Linked DNA regions of Homo sapiens: region 1 is linked to region 2. Evidence: chromatin loops called from intact Hi-C (ENCODE). Cell type or tissue: heart left ventricle. All regions are shown on one strand. Each heading gives the region's core, and the rest is flanking DNA. Links, peaks and the distances in the headings are about the cores only.

Region 1 (5,373 bases), core at 80-5,079, 65 kb after region 2:
CTGAATGTATGTTGTGAATCTTAAAGCACGTGCCCTGGGGAGAGGCTGTTCTAGTGGCAGAGAGTACCTGGCTCAATAAGTACTTGCCAGGCTGGGCGCAGTGGCTCACACCTGTAACCCCAGCAGTTTGGGAGGCCGAGGCAGGTGGATTACCTGAGGTCAGAAGTTTGAGACCAGCCTGGCCAACATGGCGAAACCCTGTCTCTACTAAAAATACAAAAAAAAAAAAAAAAAAAAAACACAAAAAATTAGCCGGGTGTGGTGGTGTGCACCTGTAATCACAGCTACTCGGGAGGCTGAGACACAAGAATCGCTTGAACCCAGGAGGCAGAGATTGCAGTGAGCCAAGATCGTGCCACTGCACTCCAGACTGGGTGACAGAACGAGACTCCGTCTCAATAAATAAATAAATACTTGCCAAGCATTCTAATAAATGCATGGGTTGTTAAGAGCAGCTCTGAAGGCAGTCTGCCTGGGTTCAAATCCTGGCTCTGCCACTTCCTGACTGTAACCCTGGGAATGGGTCATCACTCCTCATGCCTCAGTTTCCTCTTTCGTAGAAAGGGAAAATAGTAGCACCTACCTCATGGGTTGCTGTGACCACAGAAATCATCGCTGACACATAATAAACACCCAATCGATGTGCCCCACGCAATAGGCCTGGGAGGGTCATCCTTCTAGTCCCTCCACCACAGTGCCCTCTTCCACTGGGAGCTACTGCCCGCTCATTGACGTTCTCCCTTACTTGGAGGGCTAACAGATGTTTGTGGAATTGAAATGCAGTTGAATGGGGGCTGAGAAGAGCTGAGTGAAGAATGAACTTGCTAATCTAATAAAACTTTTAAATCCGAGGTTGGCATGGTGTCGTGGGTGTGTCGTTTGGACCAAGGTATAGGGTGTGCAAGGGCAGTGGCCGCTCCGAAGTTGGGGTGGGGTGCGGGACAGGCTCCTTAGGCAGACAAAAACCCTCTCCCCATGAGACCAGTTTAGTCTGGTTTTCCAAGGGGACGAGGGTTCAAGAAGGTCTCGGGCAAGGCTGAGGAATGTTGGACAGGCCCCCTGGGGAGGGGGCAGGAGAAGCCCACAGTTTCACAAGAGTTCCATTGTGTCCTCTCTGCACCGATGGCCCCCACAGTGGCCCACTCTCTGGGGAGCTCCCAGAGGAACAAAAAACAAGGGAGGGCAAGGGTGAGGAGGGGGCGGCACTGCCTGGGAGGGGGTGGGGTGCAGAGCATGACACAAAAAGTCACAAAGGCGGGGTGGGGGTGGGGATAAGTCCCATGAGATGAAGCTTCACTGCCCTGGGTCCCCTAGTTGGCCTCAGTCTCACCAGATTCAATAAAGAAGGACTTGGAAGACAAGAAAAACAAAAGACAGTCAAGCCTGGACAGGGCTGAATACAACTCCTTTATCTATCTTCATATCCCTGAAATGCACAAACTGGAAACTCTAAACCCTCCCTCTCTATTTCTTTTGGATGTGGCTGTGCCTGGCAGAGCTTCCTCACTCTAGCCTGAGCTCCTGACCAAAATTATACCAGTTTCCTGTTTAAAACTCTCCAATTCCATGGGTTTCTAATATACTCAGCATCAGTTCCAGGAAGGCCAAGGGGAGGGCAGGGGGTGAGGGCTGCCCAGGGGGGTCCAGACTGAAGCTAGCAATGCAAACACCAAATTTGGGGCCCCCAGAGTGGCTTAGCCATGGTCTGGGCCAGATGGGGGAGGCTACCAAGTCCCTCACAGGACAGGGCAGTGGTTAAGCTTGGGGGAAGGAATGCACTGGAGCTTTTCTGTGACTACATCTGGCTCTGCTACTTTCCAGCTGTGTGACCTTGGACAAGCGACTTAATCCTCCAAGTCTTGCTTTCCCCGTCTTTCCCTGTCTGTGAAATGAGGATGGTGATGACAGTACCCACATCACAGGGCTGCTGTGAGCCTTACATGAAAGACGCAGGAAAGCTGCTCACCACATTGCTCGGGAGTTTAAGGATTGAGTAAGTGAAGCTGCTATTATGATGCTAATGATGGTACCATCTTCAGAATAATCCTCAACAGCAGATAGTGATTTCCTAAGAGCTGAGTGTGGGAGGGCACGGGCCTCTCTGACCCTCTTCAGGGACGGCCAGCCACTGAGCACACAGGAGGGAGGCTGGCCTGAAGAGCCTTTCTAGAAGTGTGTTCAGATGTTAATAACCTCAGCAACAAAAAAAGGCACTGTGGTCCATGAAGTCTGGGAAATGCTGGCTTACCCCAAGTTAAACAGGCTCCTTTGTGCAGGACTTATCAGAGCCTTTATTTGACCCAACAAGCGTCTTGACTCTCTAGAAATGGAGGCAGAGTACACACTCGTTCCTAAACTTCTCTGCTGAGCAACTGTTTAGGGCCAAGCATTAGTGCTCTATGTCACCCACTTAGAGAAAGGCCAGAGGTCGCTTCACCTGAGGCAGGGGAGTGTTAATTCCTCCCAAATTTTTCACTTTCATGCCTTTAGGAGCTCCTTCCCCTCCCCCATTCACATGTGCTCTTGACAAACCAGTCCTGAGAATCTCATCCCGTCAGTGCCTTTGCTAGACACAAGGATAACAAAATGATGAATGTGGCACAGAACTGGTCCTTAAGAATCTTTGAGTCTCACCAAGGAGGCGTTCACTGTAGGTGTGTTTGCTCCCGTCCCCATTTTCATTAATGGCAGGACTTGGCTCCCAGGTGCTCAGGCACAGAATCCATTCATCAGTCTCCATACTCCTCCCCACCCCGCCATCATCCCTCACATCGCTCAGAAAGTCCCACCAGATCTATCCTATAAATAATAATGATGGGTACCGTGGCCCCCACCAAAGCCTTTCCCCTCTCATTCCCTCACCCACTCACCTGGCCTCTCAGCCTCTTCTATTCCCTAACACCCACCTCATCAGGCTACAGTGGGGGCTCAAATGTCCAGAGTCTGGTTTGTGAACTCACTGGCCACGTGACTTTTAGGGGCGTCAACTTCTTGGAACCTCTCGGTTCTCATCTGTAAAATGGGCAGAAAGAGTCTTTGCTTTGTCTGCCTCCTGGGTTGTGAGAAATCAGATAAGCCAAGGGTCCAACCTACTCAACAGACATGAGGGGTTGTTACTACGGATTTCTTGTGGCATCAATGAGTCACTCCTCCTAGGAACATCCAGAATATGGAAGGTGATGCTTATCTCCAAAGGAAAAAATCTCCACAGGTAGGATTTCAGGTCCTGTAATACCTGAAGTTGGGTGAGGATGCTACTCAGAGTCAGGACAATGTTCTCAGAACCCTCAAAGCCAATACCATAGGAAACCCACCAGCCATGGCCTTCAAGAAGCCACAGTTCTGAACATACCCTCTAAACCAGTGTCTCAACGTGGGTGATCATTTGCTTGAGAAAGTCCTTGCAGACTCAGGTCTGGGGGCTGGGAATATGCATGAGAATAGATACCTACACACCCTGCTCCAGCCAGAGCAGAAGCCTAGAGGACAGACAGAGGGTGGGTAGGCTCAGGCTGGCCCGGGCTCAGCAGGTCTGTATTTTGGTTGTTGCTGTGTGACTGAGGCTATCCTTGTCCTTCTCAGGTCATTAGTTCCCTAGTACATAAAACAAGGATAGGGGGAGACCTGTAGTCACCAACATTCTCCCTACTTTGACATGCTGGGTTCCATTCTGGGCGCTATGTGCAGGCAAAACCCGGAGAGGTGTTGCCTCTCCAAGGAGAAGAAACCCAGCTGGAAACAGGGACGATGACTCCACCAGTCCCCATGACCGACCCTGAGCTCCAGGTTCTTGCTTTTATCTCCACCGTGTGAAGGGAGAATAATTCTTCCATGGCAATGGAGGAACCCACAGGAGTGGGGCTAAGGCTGGGGCAGAGGACCCTGCCATCCATTTCCCATGAATCAGCAAAAACATCGTAAAAACTGAAAACCAATCTCCCACTGCCATGGCTTCTCCACTGCACAAAACATACACCTCAGGTCGCTTGCCAGTGAACTCTAAATAATGATCATAAATAATTAAAATGAAATTACAGTTGTCAAAATAAATTAGCAAAGAACCAGGAGCCTCCATTTTCTCCTCCTCCTTGCCATTCTGTGACATCTCAGCTTGTTGTTCTTTAAAAGCAGATGTGGGCAAAGCGTCTCCTGAACACTGGGGCAAATGAGTGAGATGCAGTCATGATGTGGCATGGAAAGGGCAACGGAGGGACCACAGGAAGGCCAGAGGGCACAAAAAAGGAATAGAAAGTGCATTCACAGCCATGGCTCACCCCTGAGGTTTGGGACAGGTAGTGACAGTGACAGGCTGTGTCTGCAGGCTACAGCTCCACATTTAGCAGGCCTGGGAGCAGGGAGCCCTGGCTAGTCCCAGATCACCCCAAAGCCTCCAAAGGTCCTTGGTGCCAGCCGGCAGTGGGCTCAGGGCACAATGCATCTCATGCCTGTACACCCCAAGGTCCCAAACCACATGGAAGCCAGTCAGGTTCTGAGAGGTCAAGACTCCAGCGGGGTCTGGTGAATGAAATGTATCCTTTCTTCCGGCTCCTGGGGCAGAAAATGGGGTCTGGGCCCCAGAAGCTTAGACAATCAGAAGCGGCAGGAGTAAGGGTGTGGCAGTGAGAGGGTGTGAACTCATCCCTGGAAGTCCAGTGCATGCCTGATCCTCACACCTGTGTGTCAGGCTGGCCACCGCCAGAACTCGCTTGGACTATTGCAGTAGCCTCCCAGCTGGTTTCCTGTACCCCCACTGCCCTACTGCTTGGATGAGTGGAGGTAGGATACCATCATGACCACTTTGCAGATGAGGAAGCTGAGCTTTAGAGAAATCATCTGGCTTACCATGACTGGGGCAGGCAGTGGGACCTTGGATCTGAACCCAGGCAGGGAAGCTCCAGGGCAGGCATCTTAAACATCGCCTCATGCCAACATCAGGACCAGGGGATGAGGCAGCAGCCCTTGGATGATGTCAAACCCTTCCATGCTGGAGTGGGCCAGTGAGGGAAGAGTGGTCCCAGGAAGAGAAGCAGCTGGCGTGAGGACCGGAACTGGCCCAGCTTGTTGAAGGAGCCCAGGTGGTAAGGATGAGGCTGGCAGGAGCCAGCCACAATAAGGAACTTAGATCTGACTCTAGGTATGATGGGAAGACCCCGGGGGTGGGGGTGGGGGTGGGGGTTCCAATGGCAGAAATGGCAGCAGGTCTTTGAGGTGGTCTTGGACAATGCCGATGTCTGCCTAAAGCCAGTGAGGACCCCCTCTTTATGCTTCAACCAAGCTGGCATCATTTTTCCCACTGATTCAGTTAATGAAAATGCATGTTAATAACTAGCATTTATTAAGCACCTACTATGGAGTAGGCACTGTGCTGAGCAC
Region 2 (5,373 bases), core at 52-5,051:
TTTTGAGTCCATTCCACTACTTGAAAATTCCTTATATTCCACGGGAGCCAAAATCAAATTGTCACAGAAAAACAAGCCAAGAGATTGGTATGTCCAACCACCCCGGCTGAGGCTGGGACAACACCGATTCCAGTAAATCCACTGTGATCCTTCCACCCATCCATCCATTCACCAACCTCTGGCTGATGCCCCACATGGCAGGCTCTGCTGGCTGCCAGAGACCAGAGAGGGTGAGATACCCACAAGGAGACCGCCAGGCAAACACAGGGGCAGACTGGACCCCCAGCACCTTCCATGTACAGGCTTGGCGTCCTCCAGAAATAATCAAAACCCTTTGCAGTTCAGGATCCAAAGAAGCATCAAAGGGGGGTGAAAAATGAAACAGGACCTTGCCATTGGCACCCAGGGCAAGCCCATCTTCCCCGTGAAACACTTAGTTTTCCTGATGCTGAACTGGGACTTGGCAATCCACCCCATAAGGTCCATGTGCAACACTGGACCAGTCCATTTTAGTGGATGCTCTGGCATTTCACCCAGGCCTTAGGCCCAAGATGGCAAGGGAGGGTTGAACAAAGCTTCGGGTGCCATGGGAAGCTGGGGTGGGATTTTCCCCAAGGCCTCAGCCTGAAGACCTGAGCTGCCGAGAGCAGGGACCCTGAGCATCCTATCCAATAGGACCCCACGTGCCTCTCAGAGGCCCAGGCACACAGTAAGTGCTCAATGAAGTGTTGGTGAATGAATGAATAAATGTGATTCTGGGTAAGGCAGCCCCAACCCCAACACTTTTCGGAGATGGGAGGGGTGTGACACCCCACCCCATCACCAAGTTTTTTTTTTTTTTTTTTTTGAGACGGAGTCTCACTCAGTCACCCAGGCTGGAGTGCAGTGGTGCGGTCTTGGCTCACTGCAACCTCTGCCTTCCAGGTTCAAGCAATTCTCCCACCTCAGCCTCCCAAGTAGCTGGGACTACAGGCGAATGCCACCACACCCGGCTAATTTTTGTATTTTTAGTAGAGACGGGGTTTCACTATGTTGGCCAGGCTGCTCTCGAACTCCTGACCTTGAGATCCGCCCGCCTCAGCCTCCCAAAATGCTGGGATTATAGGCATGAACCACCGTGCCCGGTCCCCATCACCAAGTTTTTTGGGACATGGACCAACAGGCACCTATACACTGAAGACTCCCACAGAGTTATATTAATATGATTGAAATATAAATAATAACAACACCAAATAGCATCAGTACTACACTGAATGCTGATCCCTGGCAGGTGCTCTGTTAAGCACTTTCTGTCATTCAAGTATTTCCTTCCATCTTCACACAGTCTTACGAGAAGTGACTATTACTATCTCTAACTTACTTATAAGAATACTGAGGCTGTACTGCTAGCAGAGCTCAGATCCGAACCCAGGTCTGACATGGAATACAATGTTTCAAGCGGAAGGAGCTTGACAAACTATAGGCCAGGAGGCTAAGGACATCAGTAGTGCAGCAGGGACCCAAGTCTCCCAACTTCCAGCCCAGGGTATGCCACTAGGGCAGCTGCTTGCAATGCTCTAAGTGAAAATGAGCCCTAAGCTCTGTAAAGTATCTCAGGAATGAGAGGATTAAGAACTCTTGGTCTTTGTGCAGCACCATCTCTTTGAAAGGGCCCTCCAAAACTCCCCTTCCCAGGGAAGAAGAGGACAAAAGGAAAAGGGAGGCGCTACTAAACTCCGTACCCAAGCTGTAGTTGAAAGCAGCCTTGAAGACAAGATGGCCCCAGGCCCAGCACGGCCAAGCCTGGAGGCCTGCGGGAAAGAAGGCTAACCGAGTTCATCTGGCTTCCTGCCTGGCACAGTCTTTCAAGCCTCAGGGTCCCACTGCCAGGCCTTTGCTCTCACTGTGTCTTCCTCCCGAATGTCCTTTCTAACGTCCGAAACTGGCCTATATCTAGGCACAGCTCACAGGCCTTGCATCCCCTGATTTTACACCACCACTGTGCAGCAGTAACATCTCCTTCTGGCCTCTGAACCCCCAAGCCTTCCTTTATATTTCAGCTCTGGACCCTCCCATTCTTTACCTTGGATGTCTTGACTTTGATCGTCTCCCTTAAAAATCTGGCCTCTGAGGTGCCTGTTGAGTGCATCTGAATGAATGACGAATGCCTGGGAAGTGGAGCTTGTATGATTCGTTTTATTAACAGGTGCACACTCCAGGAGCAGGTCTGCATACAGATCTCTCTAACAGCTGCCCTTCCTCCTCCCCAGGGCCATGACAAGTGGCACCTTACACCCTAAGTCCTAAAGGCTGAGAACCAAGTCATTCTGCTATTTCTGCTGCATCAGGCACAGGTGGGGGCTTTACAAAATGCTGTGGAAAGTAACTGACCGACATATCTACCAAGCCAGCCCAGTTATGGTTTAGCACTGTCTGAGACATCAGGCGAGGGGTTGGGGGCAAGACACCCAGAGGAGGGTCCTGCCCTCAGGAGATCTCCCAGAGGAGAGGTCAGGGAACCCTGAGGACAGGGACCTTTGGGCTTTGCTCACCCTCAATCCCCAGCATTTAAACAGCTCCTGGCACATGATAGGCACTCAACAGCCATTGGCTGAATAAATGAATTAACACTCATTGACCCAGAGGTGCTGAGCTCACCATATAAGGCAGGGTGGTGCTGAGCGCTGAGCTGGCTGCATGGTGAGTCAGAGCTTTGGAGCCCACAGGCGAGACACAGAGCGAGAGAGACTGGGGGAGGGCCAGGAGGTTTGTGGTTGACCAAAACCAAGCAAGGGGCAGCTGCCTGGGAGGCAGCATCACAAGCTGTGGTTTTCGGTATTTTTTCTGCAGAGGAATATTTGCTCAAATGAAATCACACATCGCACCCTAAATGTAGGACAGAGCTGCCGCGGCGGAGGGCAGCAGGGCTGCCAGGCTGGCCTGGCCACGTGTACCCTCGTGCCCCCAGAGACGGAGCTTCCACTCAACCAGTGCCCGTCCCCCTCTGCTCCCCTGTCCCTCTAAGGGGCTTCAGATAAGCAAGGCTGCGGTTGGTCTTCTGGGAAGGGGCCCATTTAGCGCAAAAAACCCTAAAGAGGCTCAAGAAACTCCCCTCAGCCATGAAGGAGTGGAGGTGGGGGGAAAAAGGAACAGGCCTTCCCGGCGAGTGGAGGTCTACTCAAGGCAGCCAGGCGCTGGGGTGGCTGAAATAGTGGGGCGGCCATCAGAGAGTGCAGGGACTCTTTATGAGAAAGACCTTCTGGAACAATCTTTTTGGAACGTGAAGTACCACTCTCAGATCCATCAGAGGCATGGGGGCTGTGTGTGTGTGTGTGTGTGTGTGTGTGTGTGTGTGTGTGTGAAATTTGGGCTTTCAGATACTAGATTCACTAAAAATGAGGCACTTAGAGAGAGGCCAACCCTGGTACCATAAATCACAGGAAGAATCCCAACTGGGACACATGCGACCACCTGGGTGCTTCATCGCCCCCGACTCCCAACATGACACCAGTAGGGAGAATCTGCTGCTTTGTCTGCCCAGCATTCCTTTCTCCTTTTTCTAAAAATAATGCTTGGATTTTCCCTTGCAAGTCCATCCCCTCTCATGCATTCAGGCTGACTTCCCCAACCCACGACACCTACCGACCTCACCACACCACCCCCAACCACCGACCCCCCGCCCAGCACCGACCGCCCCCACCCCAGCACCGACCAGTCCCCACAGCCCCGACCACCTCCCTCAGCACCACCCGCACCCCACCAACCCCCGCACCGACTGCCCCCCGACCAACTGACCCAGTCTGGCCAATCAGCATATCTTATCCTCCAGGTTTCAGTGATTGGGCAGAGGTGTCATGTGACCCAAGACCATCCAATAAGCCTTGACTTTGGGATTTTTGTTGGACCGCCTGGGAAAAAGAAGCTCTCCTTCCATTGGATTTGAAATGAGCAAGGCGTCAGTCTGGATCTGCAGGTGCCTGCCCTGCGGCCACATGGAGAGTGGCTACCGAGGACTGAAGCTCACAAGGAGGGAGGCAGAGGACACGGATGTGGTGAGATACGGTCCTAACAGCATCATTTGAGCCCTGGATTCAGCCCTGCCTGCCTTGAAACCAATAAATAGGCCCCAAATATATTATTTGGAATATATATATTTGGAATATATATTATTAGAAACCAATATATTAGAAACCAATTTTAAAAAGCTAATAAATGGCCTGTCTTGCTTAATCCAGTTTGAGTGTTGGCTCCCAAATGATGCAGCATCTGACCTCAGTTCAGCCTTTGCCCTCTCACCACCCACTGCAGCCAACCTTTACTTCTGACCCACCACTGGTTCTTGCTTACCTGGGCAACAGTTCCACCCTTCCCCAGTTGAGCTTGAGGGGCATGGGCCAGCAACCTGGTGGGCTAGCCTGCACCTCAGCCTTCTCAGCTGTCTGGCCCCTCCGAGGGTTATCTTCTTGGCTAATCTAGTGAGACCCCAGCAACCTTGGCTCAGATCCACTCACACTATCTGCACCCCTTACTATCCTGCCCACGGACCTTTGGTGTGATGGGAGAGACAGACACTGATGCATGAAAGAGAATGACAGGTGCCCTGCTGATGGTTACCCTTAGCAACAACAACAGCAACAACAAAAGTAGCAGAAATCCCCTTGCTGAATGAGCCTAACCTCTGTTACCTGGAGAGCCAGCGTTGAGATGTCTGCAAAAGGATTATGCTCGCGTCTCCAGAAATCAAATTCAAGGGGTTCCAGTTGCTTTGATGGTAGTGTTAGAAGCTCAGCTCACCTGAAGCTTGAGGGTGGTCCAGGAGATGCTCACCTGTGAGAGGGAAGCAGAAGCAGCCGTGATTACCTGCCCGAGCTGCGGTCTCTTCTTTCTGTTTGAAAGGCTCTCCTGGCCCTGCAGGAGGCGAAGTGATGGAACCAAGACTGCAGGAGCCTGCAGGTGAGCATCAGGATTGGGCACTCAACATCTAGATCCGACTGAAATAGCCTGGAAATAATTCTAAGACACAAAGGTATGCATGTGCCTGTGTTTGCATGTGCTGAGTAAAAATACATAAGCGTCATAACCCCTGCATCTAGCACAGTGCCCCTTGCAGAAGGGAGAGGAGGTTCAGCAAATGTTTCATGATTTGCTTTTATGTAAAACATAATTTGTGTGTCTGAGTGCAAGGCAAGTCCATGAGTCCAAGCAGATTGGAGAGAAGTTTCTTCCTCGTGTGAAAATGCATTCCTGGGATGCTCCATGCCGCCAGACCAATGGCCTCTTTTTACCAATAAGGAGACTGATACCCAGAGAGGGGCACTGACTTGCTCAAAGTCACACAGCAAGTTGGTGGCAGAGCAAGGCCTAAACTCTGGGTCTCTCCTGACTCATGCTGAG

Evidence for each region. Hi-C counts contacts between places; a loop is a spot of excess contacts. Peaks named below come from ENCODE experiments on the same cell type or tissue, not always from the same donor. Only the 100,000 strongest peaks of a DNase experiment are listed, where the experiment ranks them.
Region 1: a loop joins it to region 2, with 2.6 times the contacts of the local background. A loop is called at or near these places in 7 of 110 quality-filtered maps.

Annotation. Positions count from the first base shown.
Region 1 is chr11:44,794,873-44,800,245 of GRCh38, reverse strand. The region is part of intron 2 of TSPAN18 (tetraspanin 18); the gene reads right to left. Among named protein-coding and RNA genes, the nearest start is that of TSPAN18-AS1, 61 kb to the right of the region's middle. RefSeq lists enhancers at 1,663-2,341, 4,028-4,944. In heart left ventricle, for the core only: no CTCF peak of the experiment used is centred there; no DNase peak of the experiment used is centred there.
Region 2 is chr11:44,859,761-44,865,133 of GRCh38, reverse strand. It overlaps TSPAN18 (tetraspanin 18), which reads right to left. Exons shown (of 10, transcript NM_130783.5): 3 at 4,665-4,806. Among named protein-coding and RNA genes, the nearest start is that of TP53I11, 88 kb to the left of the region's middle. RefSeq lists enhancers at 2,231-2,280, 2,381-3,008, 3,009-3,636. In heart left ventricle, for the core only: no CTCF peak of the experiment used is centred there; DNase peaks (open chromatin) are centred at 2,713 and 2,918; H3K27ac peaks cover 1,237 bases.